4 separate regions of the Homo sapiens genome follow, and all the other regions are linked to region 4. The links are chromatin contacts, found by Hi-C or POLR2A ChIA-PET in ENCODE. All regions are on one chromosome and are shown on one strand. The core of a region is the stretch at or near the end of the contact, and the rest is flanking DNA. Distances in the headings are between cores, read along the strand shown. Region 1 overlaps OSTM1-AS1 (OSTM1 antisense RNA 1). Region 2 overlaps SCML4 (Scm polycomb group protein like 4). Region 3 overlaps SCML4 (Scm polycomb group protein like 4). Region 4 holds the start of SEC63 (SEC63 protein translocation regulator).

Region 1 (3,409 bases), core at 662-3,161, 180 kb before region 4:
GGAGTTCGAGACCAGACTGGTCAACATAACCAGGTAGAGCCTATCTCTAAATTGAAAAACAATTTTTTTAATGTTAAAAAAAGAAAAAGAAAAACAGGCTGGGTGCGGTGGCTCATGGCTGTAATCCCAGCACTTTGGGAGGCTGAGGCGGGTGGATCATTTAATGACAGGAGTTTGAGATCAGCCTGGCCAACATGGTAAAACACCATCTCTACTAAAAATACAAAAAATTAGCTGAGCGTGGTGGCTTGCACCTATAACCCCAGCTACTCAGGAGGCTGAGGCAGGAGAATCGCTAGAACTTGAGAGGCGGAGGTTGCAGTGAGCCAAGATCGTGCCACTACACTCCAGCCTGGGTGACAGAGTAAGCCTCCTTCTCAAAAAAAAAAAAAAAAAAAAAAGAAAAATGCTAATGATATGGTATTAAGGTATTAAAGTAACAAAAAGTAGAATATAATCTGAACTATGTAAAAATTTGAGGGGACATAGAAAAATGAATAGACACAATTAAAATATTGCATTAAAATATTAAATAGTAGCAATTAAATTTATAAAATTATAATTTAATTTATAAAATTACAATATTGACAGTATTTAAAGGTTTGTGCTTTTTGATAATTAGCTCTGATTTTGTTTACAACCAGAAAACAATGATCAAATAGCTGCTGTTGTCCTTGGGCTAGGAATCCCATTCCCTTGCAAGTTATCTCAGAGGAGTGCTCCTTTAGCAAAATTATTTAAAGGATTCTCCATTTGGTTCCACTTTAGGCCGGGCACCTGCTGTTTGTTCCCTCAGTATCTCCTTTACATTGCCCTCAAAGATGCCAAGGAACTAGAGCAGTGTCCACAACTCATCTGCCTAGTTTGGCAAATCTACCAAAAATAAAACTCAATTTTTTTTAACTTTTTAAAATAAATTGCTCTGCTCTGTCAATATTATGATCACAGTGGAGCTTTATCTCGTTTTCTGGCTTTTCCACTGCAGTTTGTTTTTCACTGACACCATTAAAATATTTCTGAACCCCAAAAGATCACTCTATCCAGAAAAAGTCCTGCTCATTTGTGAAGAGTCTTTAGGTCCCTCAGGCAGTTTACAGCTCAGCTTCTGCAAGGGCAGTGTATTTTGGAGCATTTCCTCAGGGAGATAACTCCGAGGTATACGAGTTCCCGGCCCTGACTCGGAGGGATCCGAGTTCCTTGCTCTCTCAGCATAAAGGCTGATAGCTGTTGCAGTTGCAATTTTCTCTCTAAACCCAACTCCTTTTGTTGACTTGCAGAGGCTTACATTCCAAAAAAGGTAATTTGAAAGTGCTGCTGAATTTAGATGCATTTTGCTAATTTGTTTTTATTATGCATAGAAATATTGGTATAAAAGGTGTTTCAATTATTTTCTAAGGGAGGGACCTATGTATTCTCTGCAGCCACAAAGCTTTTAAATGGAGTTATTTTTCTCGGCCTATAGCCGCTCTCCCTTTTAAGTACCCCAGCAGAAAAAGTAAGTTTACTGCTCCTCGCACAATGGGCCTCTTCACTTTTCAGGTTTGGGAGACCTGGGTGACCTACGAAAGTTAATTAGAAGGTTAACAAAGACGAAGACAGAGTCGAATCCATCGTTTCTCCTTCAGCCAAAGATGTCATCCATTAATTAGGGAAATCGTTAAGGTGGCCTTTATAGAATCCATAGAAAATCTGTCGTTGGCGGTCGACAGTTTTGATCAGATTTTCCTCTCCCCAATAATGCTATCCTTAATGGTACGAAAAGCAGAGGGCCGGGGCAGGGAGAGGGGCGCGGGGAGGGGGTGGGAAGGATGTGTTTCAGCAACAGTACAGTTAACCAGCCGCCGGTGCTGACGGCTTTGATTCTCAGGCTGCCCCGCATACTTGCTCCATGATGTAATCCTTATTGAACCTGGAGGCCGAGGGAGCGGGAGGAGCCGTGCCACCGCCTCGCCGCCGCAGGAGGCCCCGGGAGTTAATAGCGCCGGCCTCTGGGGGAAGCTGCGCCTGGGTCCGCAGCCGAGGCTGCCACTCAGCTGCCGGGAGGCGACTCGGCCCCGCAGGCCCTGGGCTGGGGCAGCTCCGTGTGGGGGCGGCCCTCCAGCCGTGCGGTGGGGCCCGGCTCTGTCTCCGTTGCTTTGAGGCTTTCTCCCTGTCTCTCTAGGGCTTCGCTGGTTTCTCTCTCCTTTTCCTTTGATTGTCTGGCACCGAAACACCAGCTGAACGAAGGAAGAGTTCCAGTCTGACAAGCTGTTTGCGAATGGAAAGTCTGGTGTTGGTGGTGGCACAGACACGCCCTGCCTGCCATGCCCTCGCTCGCCTTCTCTCCTGCACGTACAAGACTGTATCTTTCAGTGTGAATATCATGTATTTAAAGGGTTTCGGTTTGAATATCATGTATTTAAAGATGGTGTTAACTCTGAGTATGGGATGCCTTTAGTTTTCAATGTGGATTTTTTTTCCTTCTTATTATGTTAACCATTTGAAAGTGTACAGTTCAGTGGCACGAGGTACGTTCGTATTGTTGTGAGACCATCACCACAGTCCTCTCCAGAATTTTTTCATCTTCCCAAATGGCAACTCTGTATGCACGGTGGAACTTATTTTTGAAACTACATGGCAGGGTTGGTTCCATCTTTTTCAAGTGATCATCAATGGATTCTCTTTAAGGAATTAGCATCTTTTAATGGATTGGAGTTTTTGCGTAGTTCTCTATGGCAAAAGCTGGAACAATGTCACATGGCCCTTGTTTACCATGCAAAAAATGTCAGTGTACTTTTGGCCTCTCACCAGATTGATATTGAATGAATATTGCACAAAACCTTGCCTCGACGGTAAATTGCCATTTTGGTTTGCTTTACTTCCCTCATGGCAGAGTGGATAAGAGGTGCTGCCCCTCAGCAAAGAGGGAAGTGTCACTGTCCGCTCCTAGCAGCACAGAGGAAAGAACCACAGACAAAATCATATCTGGTGACACCACCTACACCCAGGCCCAGTGGCTTCCTCAGCTAGGATGGAGAGGAACTTCTCTCCCTGTCGTCTTCCCAGCCCCATCTCCTCCCCACCCTGCAGGAGGCCAAACTTAGACCCAGTAGCCCTTTAGTGGGACCATTCCTCTTTTCCTGGCTGTGAGCTGGGAAAAGCGGGGAAAATGAGGGAGGGTGGTACGCTCCCAACTTCCCAGAAGAAAAAGTAGTAATTGTCAAAAATCAGCCTAATGGGCTGGGCCTGGGTGCAGTGGCTCACGCCTGTAATCCTAGCACTTTGGGAGGCCGAGGGGAGTGGATCACCTGAGGTCAGGAGTTCAAGACCAGCCTGGCCAACATGGTGAAACCCCGTCTCTACTAGAAACACAAAAATTAGCCTGTAATCCCAGTTATTTGGGAGGCTGAGCAGGAGAATCACTTGAACC
Region 2 (3,191 bases), core at 411-2,910, 240 kb after region 4:
CTAGGATGTCCTCCTGTCCTTCACTTTCATCCCCATACCGGCCCTTTGTTCTCCTGTGTATGAGTCTGTTCTGCTAATAAAGACATACCCGAAACTGGGTAATTTGTAAAGGAAAGACGCTTAATGGACTCACAGTTCCACATGGCTGGGGAGGCCTCACAATCATGGCAGAAGGCAAAGGGAAAGCAAAGGCACGTCTTACATGGTGACAGGTAAGAGGGCTTGTGCAAGGGAACTCCCCTTTATAAGACCATCAGATGTCGTGAGACTTACTGGCTACCACAGGAACAGAATGGGGGAACCAAACCCATGATTCAATTATCTCCAACTGGCTCCATCCTTGACACATGGGGATTATTACAATTCAAGGTGAGATTTGGGTGGGGACACAGAGCTAACTCATATCATCCTGGAATCAGGCCCTGACAGTCTGAGTAATCTTGCCAGACGACTGGCCGAGGGGCAGCCCAGACCCTTCCTCAGCCTCCAGCTCTGAGAAAGCCTCTCTGCTGGAGCCTGGTTGCACCCCAGGAGAGGCCCCCTAGCTCAGGCCCTTCTGCCTGTCAGGATCTGGGATGAGATCAGAGACACGGAGTCCACCTGTGCCTGCTGCCTTTCATCCCAAGAACATCAATACCTGAACCCTGAATCCTGGCTGTCTTTTTAATAACTTAGAAGTATTAGAACCAGCCAGGCACGATGGTTCATGCCTGCAATCCCACCACTTTGGGAGGCCAAGGCGGGTGGATCACTTGAGGTCAGGAGTTTGAGACCAGCCTGACCAACATGGTGAAACCCCGTCTCTACTAAAAATACAAAGATTAGCTGGGTGTCGTGATGCACGCCTGTAATACCAGCTACTTGAGAGGCTGAGGCAAGAGAATCGCTTGAACCCGGGAGGTGGAGGTTGCAGTGAGCAGAGATTGCGCCACTGCACTCCAGCCTGGGCAACAAAGCTAGACTCTGTCTCAAAAAATAAATAAATAAAAATAAATATTAGAGAGAACTTTGCCTGAGACCCTGAAATCCAGTTGTCCATAATCAGCAGGACCCCCACCACGGGACTGTGGGATGTTTAAAATCGCAAAGCCACCTAACCTCTTTGGAGAAAAGCTGCTATGTGATGTATCAGTTGAAGTTCACTGTTGAGCCTTTGTGATACACTGAAGAAAAATGAAATTATTCATCCTTTGTAGGTCTGTTAACACTTTAATTCTCCGAAGATTCCTTTTTTTTTTTTTTTTTGAGACAGAGTCTCGCTCTGTCACCCAGGCTGCAAGCTCTGCCTCTTGGGTTCATGCCATTCTCCTGCCTCAGCCTCCTGAGTAGCTGGGACTACAGGTGCCTGCCACCACACCTGGCTTTTTTTTTTTTTTTTTTTTTTTTTTTTTTGTATTTTTAGTAGAGACGGGGTTTCACAGTGTTAGCCAGGATGGTCTCGATCTCCTGACCTCGTGATCTGCCTGCCTCGGCCTCCCAAAGTGCTGGGACCACAGGCGTGAGCCACCCCGCCCAGCCGAAAGATTCCTTTTAACCAGTGCCTTCCTCAGGGTGCTAAATAAAACCGCAGGTACCAGAAACAGCCAGTCAGCCATGCACATTCTCAGCAGTGAGACAGAGGAAGTGGGTGGGGAGAAGACGGAAGGAAGGATAGCACCAGTGTCTCTGAAAGAGGTTTCCGTTTCTGCTTACATTTCATTGACCAAAATGTAGTCACATGGCCACTTGCTGCAAGGGATGCTGGGAAATGTGGTTTTCATTCCTAGCAACCATGATTCCAGATGGAAGTTAGGGCTGCTATTACAGAGGAAGAAGTGCAAAGTAACGCTGAGTAGGCAATGGGAAGTCTGATCAGAAATGCTCACTCCCTCCTTTTTCCTCCCATGGCACTTTGTTTCCTCATCTATAGTTCTTACTCTATCCTAGAGAAAGGAACAGACCCTCAGCTTTGTGAAGCCTCTTATTCATATTTGAACCCCCCACAGCCCTGGCAAAGGGGGGCTTGAGGCCTGTATCAGACTGTTATTTATTGAACACCTACACTCAAGGGGGCCAGACAGTTTCCGACTTATTATAAGTTATATGTTTAGGATTTAATATTTATAAAAAGGTATTGGTATATTTGATTTAAAGATAAAGAAAAAGAGGTTCAAGAGAAGGTAAATCAAGTGTTAAGCCAGGATCTGACTTCAGTGGGCTCCAAAGCCTGTCTTTCAAAACAACCCCAGGGGTTTTCAAATCATGCCTGATGGCTTTCAAGGTTCTAAGAGATGGAGAAGATGGAACAAGAGCAGACAGGACTCCAGGTGCCCTCCCTCTCTTTAAGCAGGGCCTTTTCACATTTGCAGAGTGGGGTTCTATATGTGCTTTGCTTAAACAAAATTTGCACAACTAAAAATGTTTGGAAACCATGGAGATAAAAACCATGCTGACTTGAGTGGCAGGATGTTAAAGTGGGAGAGAAACCGCCAGCGTCCTCACCCATTTCTCACCTAGCTGTCAGCCTAGTGCCTGCTGTGGGTCCCCCCACACCCCACCCTCCCACCCAAATGACTGTTCAATATTGCTCTGAAGTTCCATCCCAAGTAAAAAGCAGTTATCATCAAAAAAACCATACCTCTTTAAGGGAGTTTGACCCAAGTCATAAACCATGGAAGAGACTTAGAAATGGCATTTTCCCCATGGTACTAATCAAAATGGTTTAAAACCACAAAAGCCAGAAAACTGCATGAGGCTGCAGGCAGAAGGGTGGGTATTGATGACTTGACAAACTCCTCAGCCTTCTCTCTCTGGCGGTACTTACCTTTAGCTTCCTGCAGTTGTGATATATCACGTCTGTCTCCGCTGCCAGTGGGCTCCAAGGGGATGTGTTCACAGGGCACATTTTCCTGGTGTCTGCTGATGCTCTGGTGAAAGTTTGAGAGCTCTTCCTTGTCTCTCATCCAAGATATAATCACCAAGAGCTATAAAGAGGTTTTGGATAACAAAAGCTTCCTGACTTGGGCATTTAACAAGACACACTGTAGAATTCCCAACCACAACTAGGTCCAAGATTCAGAATCAAGAAACGAAGTCAATCTGATATTGCTATTACAACCCAAATGCCTCCTGTGGTTGGATTTTTATTTGATAGGGCCTGGCATTGGGTGAGGGATGGAGACAATTTAGCTAGAAAAAGAAGAATGAGAACA
Region 3 (3,255 bases), core at 716-3,215, 220 kb after region 4:
TGCCTCTATTTATATGTTTTGATATTACCTATCTCTTAAGAGATTGTTCTAGCTATTATTGCTTTTAATAGCTTTGTCTTTTGGGCTTCATACTAGTGTTATAAGTGGATTATACACAGCAATTACAGTATTAGAGTGTTGTGGGTTTGTCTGTGTACGTAATGGTACCAACAGGCTTTGTACCCGCAGTGTTTTTTTTTTCTTTCACATTGAAAAACTGCCTTTAGCATTTCTTGTAAGATGCCTGTGATGGTGGTGAATTCTCTCTGCTTTTGTTTGTCTGGGAGAAAATTTATTTACCCTTCATATTTGAAGGATAACTGCTTGATACAGTAGTCTTGGATAACAGTTATTTTTTTTCTTTCAGTACATTGAAAATGCTGTTCCATTCCCTCCTGGCCTATATGGTTTCCACTGAGAAGTCTGTTGCCAGATGAATTGGGGTTCCTTCAAATGTCATTTGCTTCTTTTTTGTTGCTGCTTTTAGGATTCTCTCTTTGTCCTTGGACTTTGAGAGTTTGATGATTATAATATATGCCTTGGGGTAGTTTTGTTTGTTAAAATCTGTTTGGTGTTCTCTGCCCTTCCTATACATGCATATTTGACCCTTCTCATCTTTTGGAAAGTTTTCTGTTATTATTTATTTGAATGAGCTCCCTACCCCTTGTTCTTGCTTGACTCCTTCTTGAACACTAATAATTCTTAGATTTTGTCTTTTGAGGTAATTTTCTATATCCTGTAAGTGATCTTCATTAATTCTCATCCTTTTTCCTTTTTTCTCTTTTGACTATATTTCCAAATAGTCTATCTTCGAGCTCACTAATTATTTCCTTTGCTTGATCTACTTCACTATTGAGAGTCTCTAATAATTGTTTTAGTTCAGCAAATGTATTTCTTAGTTTGAATATTTCTGTTTGATTTTTTTTAATTATTTCAATCTCTTTGTTAAATTTCTCTGATATATTTCTGAATTGCTTTTCTGTGTTATCTTGGAAATCAGTGAGTTTCCTTAAAACTACTATTTTGAATTCTTGGTCAGAGAGCTCACGTGTTACCATCTTATTAGGGTCGGTTTCTGGTCCCTTGCCTTGCCCATTTAGGGAGATCACGGTTTCCTGTCAGCCGTTGTTTCTTGTGGATGTGTCTATGTCTTTGCATTGAAAGAATATTTATTTCAGTCTTCTCTGACTTGTTTGGCTTTTATTGGATATATTTGCTTATAGGTTCTTTACTGCTAGGTCACTGTCTTTGGTTTTTTGGCTCTACATGGCACCTTAAGCCCAGGTTTGCCTTAGCTCTAGTGAATGATTGAAGCATTGCCCTTTCCAAATGCAGAAGGTCCCAAAAAGGTATATCCCAGCAGTGTGGGAAGGCTGGCTAGGGGCTTGTGCCCAGGGGATCTGTGGGACAAACCTACAGTGTGGTACTGCGTAACAGCCACACTGATTTGAAATCTCCCTTGGGCAAGTAACTAAGCAGAGTTCCCAGGGCTGGGGATGGTAGTTCTACCTCCCTGCTTTGTCTCTGGCTGTCCTCAGGGATATTTCTCCCTTCGGGCACTCTCAATGCTTCCTATGGATTAAGGCAAGGACAGGCCTCCTGCCATGGAAACCAAGATGGTGTGAAAGCTGGTTGTACACCTTGATCTCACTTTTTCTAGTGTAGAAACAGTGAATTGGGAGACATTTTTCTGCATGCTTGGTGCTAAGCAGATGGAGGGAGGGACTTGAACGTGGAAGTCAGATTCTCTTACCCTCTGCTCAGAGTTTTTTCATTTCTCTGTGGCCCCAGGCACTGTCTCCTCTTCATATTTGAGTTCTGGGATATTTCTGGTTATAATCTCGGTGCTGTACATTTGTTTTTGATTTTCTGTGGTGGGGACTGAAGCCAGCTTGCTTCTATGCCACCAGTTTGGAACTTGAAGTCGGCCTCGAAACTTTCAGTTTCACTCAAAGACATAATGACTGCCCCACACCCAGCTCAGGCTTGCTTCAGGCCAGTTGCCTGCAGCAATAAAGAAGGGCATGGTTGGCTTCTCCCCCAACCTTCCCCCTTTTGTTATTGCCTCCTCCCATAGCTCGCTAACCTTGATCCCCTTCACAGTGGATGGGGGAAGGAGGAGACGCAAGAGGCAGGGGAATTTGTACGTGATGAATCTTGCTGTGAGTTGGCATCATGCTCTCTGCTTCTAGCCGATGTTTAAAGCTGATTCTTCATCCTGTGGGCTTTTACATGTGTTCTTTGGTGACCCTACCATCTCTCACCTGCACTTGCATGGGCATGGACAAATGCAACTCTTCTCTAGCTGGTCATTTACAATTCTTTCCACAGTCCAAGGCCTCTGGGGGTAAATCTCTAGATTCAGCTGAAGCCCTCTCGCACCTCCAGACTGCCCTGTGGAAAGGATCTAAGATGATCCTGCTGCAGATCTATGTCTTCTGATGGCCCACATCTGGTCCTTGAGAAACACTCGCACATCCTCTGACCAAACAAACTCTGGATGTATTGGCTGATCCCTGCAGGCACCTCTCCTTTGTTCTGCCAGCCAAGGGCCATCTTTTAGAGCTTGTCTCTCAAGCTCCAGAGGACAGATCTCAAGCTATTCATGTGTTCACACTGAAGCCATGCACTGGATCATTTTCTCCAAAATTTCTCTTCTAGTTAAACTGTTTCTCCGCCTCTACAACCTCGTTTGCAGGATGGATGTGGGTGGTCATCTGTTGGTGTAAAACTGGCTTTCCACCATCTCTTTTTACAAGACCCGCATGGTGGTCTCACACTTTATTGTGGTATATGGTGTCTGTTGTCTTGCAGCTCAGCTAAAACTGAGCCTAAAATGGTTTCCTTTTAACATCTTATTCCAGGAGGATGACAGCCTTCCTTCCTAAAAGCTGATGTCCCCATCTGAAAGCTGGTTTTCCTCCCAGTCAGCTGGGAGGTTTGGAAGTAATGACCCCAGTTGTTCTCTTGAGCCCTTTCCTAGCTCATAACTACTTTGAAAAAATAAATTGCTCTAAATTATCCAACCTTGTGGCACTGATTTCTCAGCAGAGCTGAGTGCTGTGAATTTTGCTTGTCAGGGAGCCTTGGGGAAAGTGGAGGAAGCAGCGATGGCATGGTAAGCTCTGAGCAGTACCCTCACCCCACATGTCTTTCCCACCAGTCTGTCATGAGCCCTACAATGACGCCATTAGGGAGTTTGCCTTTAGAGTAAGACATTGTCTCTTTAAGATCGCCTTGTCAAAGTTTCTTTAA
Region 4 (3,606 bases), core at 639-3,138:
AGTTTTGAACTTTGTGCAGAAAAAAAGTGAGGAGGGAAATGCATAGAAATGAATTTCAGAAATTTCCTTTCAAAGTGAGTAGATAGGAAATTTGAAGGGAAGAGAGAATACATATGAACACAATCTATTATGAAGGAAAGCATTACTGATTAAGATACTAGTTTTGAAGACATGAAATGAAAGACAATGAGCAACCAGATTTTTCCTCCAACAATGGAAGGAATATTATAATGCATTTAGTTAACAGAGTATAAAGTATTAAAATGAGTCCTTGAAATATAGTGTAATATTTGGTATTTGCATATTACACTTTCTCCTTTGAAAAGCATTTTCACAATTAGTCCTTTCAATCTCTGCAACCAGGTGGGCTATCCTTTTAACCCAGAGAGGGGCAATGGACTCTGGGATAGACCCCAGCCACAGCTGCCGCTGGACCGTGGGGTCGTTCAAAGATCTGGGCAGAAGTCCAGTTTCCAGCTCAGCGGACACCAGCCTCTAGGGTCCCACAGCCAGGGGAAGGAGAGGCTCCCGAGAGCGACTGCTCCCGCCACCGTCCATCCCTGAAATGCAGTTTCCTGTTCACAACCCGCAGGGAGAATGCCAGTCACTGTCAGGAAATTTTAAGGTCCTGGGCGATGGAGGGTCAAGGGCACACTGGCTTTGTGGCATCAAAATGATATGGGTTTGAATCCTCAGACATTCTTTTACTGTGAGGGACCTTGGGCAGTCTCTCTGGGCCTCAATTTTCTCATTTGTAGAGCAGACATACTTTGCTTTATTCCATGGGGTTTACTGATGACTAAATGACACAAAACAATAAAGGTCTCAGCCTACCGCCTGAAGCTGGTGGTTATAATTAGCAGCTCTGGAATGGGTAGGGAACCATCTGTAACGGCTTGGGGAAATCTTCATCTGCAAGATGGGCACAGCGTAGATTCAAATCTGTCGCCCAGTGGAGAGCGATCCGGTCTCACTGCAACCTCCGCCTCCCGGGTTCAAGCGATTCTCCTGCCTCAGCCTCCTGAGTAGCTGGGATTACAGGCGCGTGCCACCACAGCCGGCTAGTTTTTGTATTTTTAGTAGAGACGCGGTTTCACCATGTTGGTTAGGCTGGTCTGGAACTCCTGACCTCATGATCCACCCGGTCTCCCAAAGTACTGGGATTACAGGCATGAGCCACTGCGCCCGGCCAGATAGTAAACATTGCTTTGAAAACACAACTGCAACCCACACCTCCCGCAACCCACACCTCCCCATCCCCCAATTTTTTTTTTTTTTGAGATGGAGGCGCGCGCCACCACGTCCGGCTAATTTTTGTATTTTTAGTAGAGAGTGGGTTTCACCATGTTGGTCAGGCTGGTCTCGAACTCCTGATCTCATGATCCGTCCGCCTCGGCCTCTCAAAGTGCTGGGATTACAGGCGTGAGCCACTGTGCCCGGCCTCCCACCCCCTATTCTAAATGACACTTGTTTCCAAAATATGGGGGCTGGAGGAGCAGATCCAGAACCCAAGGAAACGTGATCAACCAGGGCAATTAATCCAGAGGGCAGGACAGGCTGAGCCTCAGCTCTTCTCTGAATATCTGGGACCCCTGCGCAGCCAGGTGAACCGCCCGCGACCGCTGCTCCGGCGGGAAGCCTTCTCTGGGATCCTGTACGCCGACGCCCGGAATCCGGCGTGGTGCGCTGGGAAACTGAGCGGTGGAGGAAGGCGGAGCGGTTAGGGGCGGGACCCTAGGGGAGGGGTTGGGGGAGGGCTTTGACGTTAGGGCGGGGCTAAGGGCGAGACCTCGCCGAGTTCCACCGTTGCGCTCGCCACGTCTCCCTTAGCGAGCTCGCTGGGGACACGCAGGGGGAGGGAAAACTGAGCGGGGCGGGAACTATCTCCTCTCGCGAGAGCTGGCGACGGCGGCGGCAGCGGCAGAGGTGGCGGCGGCGTGTCCGTGAGAGTGGCGTGGGGGCGGGGAGGAGAGGCGGCGGCGGCAGTGTCCAAGCTACGCCACTCGGGCCGGGGCGTTGGGAGCGGGAGTGCAGAGCGTGGTCGTGGCGGCGGCGGTGAGAAGAGCGAGGCGGAGGAGGGGGTGCCATGGCCGGGCAGCAGTTCCAGTACGATGACAGTGGGAACACCTTCTTCTACTTCCTCACCTCCTTCGTGGGGCTCATCGTGATCCCGGCGACATACTACCTCTGGCCCCGAGATCAGAATGCCGGTGAGTCCCGCCGGCCTTTGCCCGCGAACCCGCGCAGGCCCCGCCAGCGCCCCCAGGCCCTGCGGCGCCCGCTTGCCCGGCCCCAGCCCGCGGCGTCCGGGATGACAGGGACGGTGCGGCCCGGCCTGTGTCCAGCGTCCGCCACTGGCGGGGCCCGGGTCAGCAGCGTTTCCCTCGGCGCTTCTCCACCTCCCTTCATTGTCCTCAGGAGTTTCGCTCGCTCCATCTTCTCCATTGTTGTGGACGCTCCTTGCAGCCTCCTCCTGCCTCTTTGTCTTCTCTGCCTTTGCTTTTATTGGGGATTTTTCTTTATGGAGGAAGCGGGATGGGGACTTGGGAGGTGAGCAAAGAGTTGGCCAAGAAGAGACTGAACGTGCGGGCACAACTCTCAGTCCGTCCAGTTCGCGGCCCTCATCCCCCGACTCCGGTTTCCCTGTTGCAGCTGCTCTTAACAGATGTTTTAGGGCATCTCTGAGCCGGGTGGCATGCTTAGGACTCCAATTGAGCTTTCCACCGCCTACCCCCGTCACTTCCTCCCGTTGCTTTTTCATTTGTTCACTCACTGTGGGGGTTGGAAGCAATGCCGTTATTCCTCTTAGCAAAAATAGGCTTTTTTCTATTTCCTTTTCTTCGGAGTTTCCTGTTTGTGACGGAAAAAGTGCAAGTATGAAGGATTAAGTCTCGTTTAATTAATCTTGTAGGGAATTTTGAGGTAGTGGGTCGATTTACTTTTGGTTCTAAGTCTTTTCACATTAAACAACATCGAATTAAAGCACAGAATAACAGATTCTTTTCATATTTCACTTGATGTTTGGGTAATGTTTGCATCCATTTGTTGCACTCTACTAGGACATATGGCAGATGGTATTCTTAAAGCTGATGTAACTGCGAGGGCCTAATGGGTTATTTATGGTAGTGTTAACAGTAAGGAGTGGGTTTTGAGTATTAACAACTTAGGGAAAGCTTTCTATTGCACAAGAGCTGTGCTAACTTGCTTAAATATCTTCTCTTCAATTGGGTGTGCTGGAGGTCTAGGTTGTCCAGGTTATATACTCTACTTGGAGAAGTTGTTAACAGTGAAGCCTTGAATCAGCTCAGAACTTGTTATACTTTCAGATGGATTCAGTGTCCTGTAACATTCTTTTTCCCCCCCGCCCCATGTGATCTGCAGGAAACTAACATTCTTGACTTGGAATAGAACTAAAATAAATTTAGGATAAATAGTAACAAAGGATTGCATCATTTTGTACGTTTGACAATAAGTTTAAAAATCCATTAGATGCAAAAATCTGTCCAAAGTTACTAGTCTTAATACTTTTTTTACTCAATGGGTAGTTTATGAAATTTGGATCTTGGACTGTTGTGCCTTATTTCCTAAGTGCATTTAAATTGTGTA

What was found. Hi-C counts contacts between places; a loop is a spot of excess contacts on that map. ChIA-PET counts read pairs that join two places held with the same protein, here RNA polymerase II (POLR2A). Pooled maps may share reads with other maps.
Region 1: a pooled map shows a loop between it and region 4 (2.3-fold over the local background). The contact joins the enhancer-like site here to the promoter of SEC63 in region 4. A Hi-C loop is called at or near these places in 1 of 50 pooled maps. POLR2A ChIA-PET finds 5 or more read pairs at or near these places in 4 of 52 experiments (HEK293, K562, activated CD4-positive, alpha-beta T cell and 1 more).
Region 2: a loop to region 4 is called in a map of CD8-positive, alpha-beta T cell, with 9 times the contacts of the local background. The contact joins the enhancer-like site here to the promoter of SEC63 in region 4. A Hi-C loop is called at or near these places in 7 of 168 maps with a recorded cell type or tissue (CD4-positive, alpha-beta T cell, CD4-positive, alpha-beta memory T cell, CD8-positive, alpha-beta T cell and 2 more) and 13 of 50 pooled maps. POLR2A ChIA-PET finds 5 or more read pairs at or near these places in 2 of 52 experiments (CD8-positive, alpha-beta memory T cell and activated naive CD4-positive, alpha-beta T cell).
Region 3: a pooled map shows a loop between it and region 4 (4-fold over the local background). The contact joins the enhancer-like site here to the promoter of SEC63 in region 4. A Hi-C loop is called at or near these places in 1 of 168 maps with a recorded cell type or tissue (naive thymus-derived CD4-positive, alpha-beta T cell) and 6 of 50 pooled maps. POLR2A ChIA-PET finds 5 or more read pairs at or near these places in 2 of 52 experiments (RWPE1 and WTC11).

What each region holds. Positions count from the first base shown.
Region 1 is chr6:108,132,578-108,135,986 of GRCh38, reverse strand. All of the region lies in intron 1 of OSTM1-AS1 (OSTM1 antisense RNA 1), which reads right to left. All of the region lies in intron 1 of LOC124901368 (a long non-coding RNA gene), which reads left to right. Among named protein-coding and RNA genes, the nearest start is that of OSTM1-AS1, 11 kb to the right of the region's middle. RefSeq lists an enhancer at 2,308-2,387. Within about 2 kb of position 1,911, at least 21 of the 41 ENCODE cell types and tissues checked have a DNase peak (open chromatin) inside an H3K27ac peak, as active enhancers do.
Region 2 is chr6:107,715,345-107,718,535 of GRCh38, reverse strand. All of the region lies in intron 6 of SCML4 (Scm polycomb group protein like 4), which reads left to right. Among named protein-coding and RNA genes, the nearest start is that of SCML4, 110 kb to the left of the region's middle. RefSeq lists a silencer at 1,611-1,760. Within about 2 kb of position 1,660, at least 6 of the 41 ENCODE cell types and tissues checked have a DNase peak (open chromatin) inside an H3K27ac peak, as active enhancers do; they include CD4-positive, alpha-beta T cell, CD8-positive, alpha-beta T cell and OCI-LY7, where a contact is called at or near this core.
Region 3 is chr6:107,739,766-107,743,020 of GRCh38, reverse strand. The region is part of intron 5 of SCML4 (Scm polycomb group protein like 4); the gene reads left to right. Among named protein-coding and RNA genes, the nearest start is that of SCML4, 83 kb to the left of the region's middle. Within about 2 kb of position 1,965, at least 5 of the 41 ENCODE cell types and tissues checked have a DNase peak (open chromatin) inside an H3K27ac peak, as active enhancers do.
Region 4 is chr6:107,956,490-107,960,095 of GRCh38, reverse strand. It overlaps SEC63 (SEC63 protein translocation regulator), which reads left to right and starts at 1,888. Exons shown (of 21, transcript NM_007214.5): 1 at 1,888-2,210. The coding sequence starts at 2,087. RefSeq lists enhancers at 645-1,245, 1,848-2,449 and a silencer at 1,686-2,225.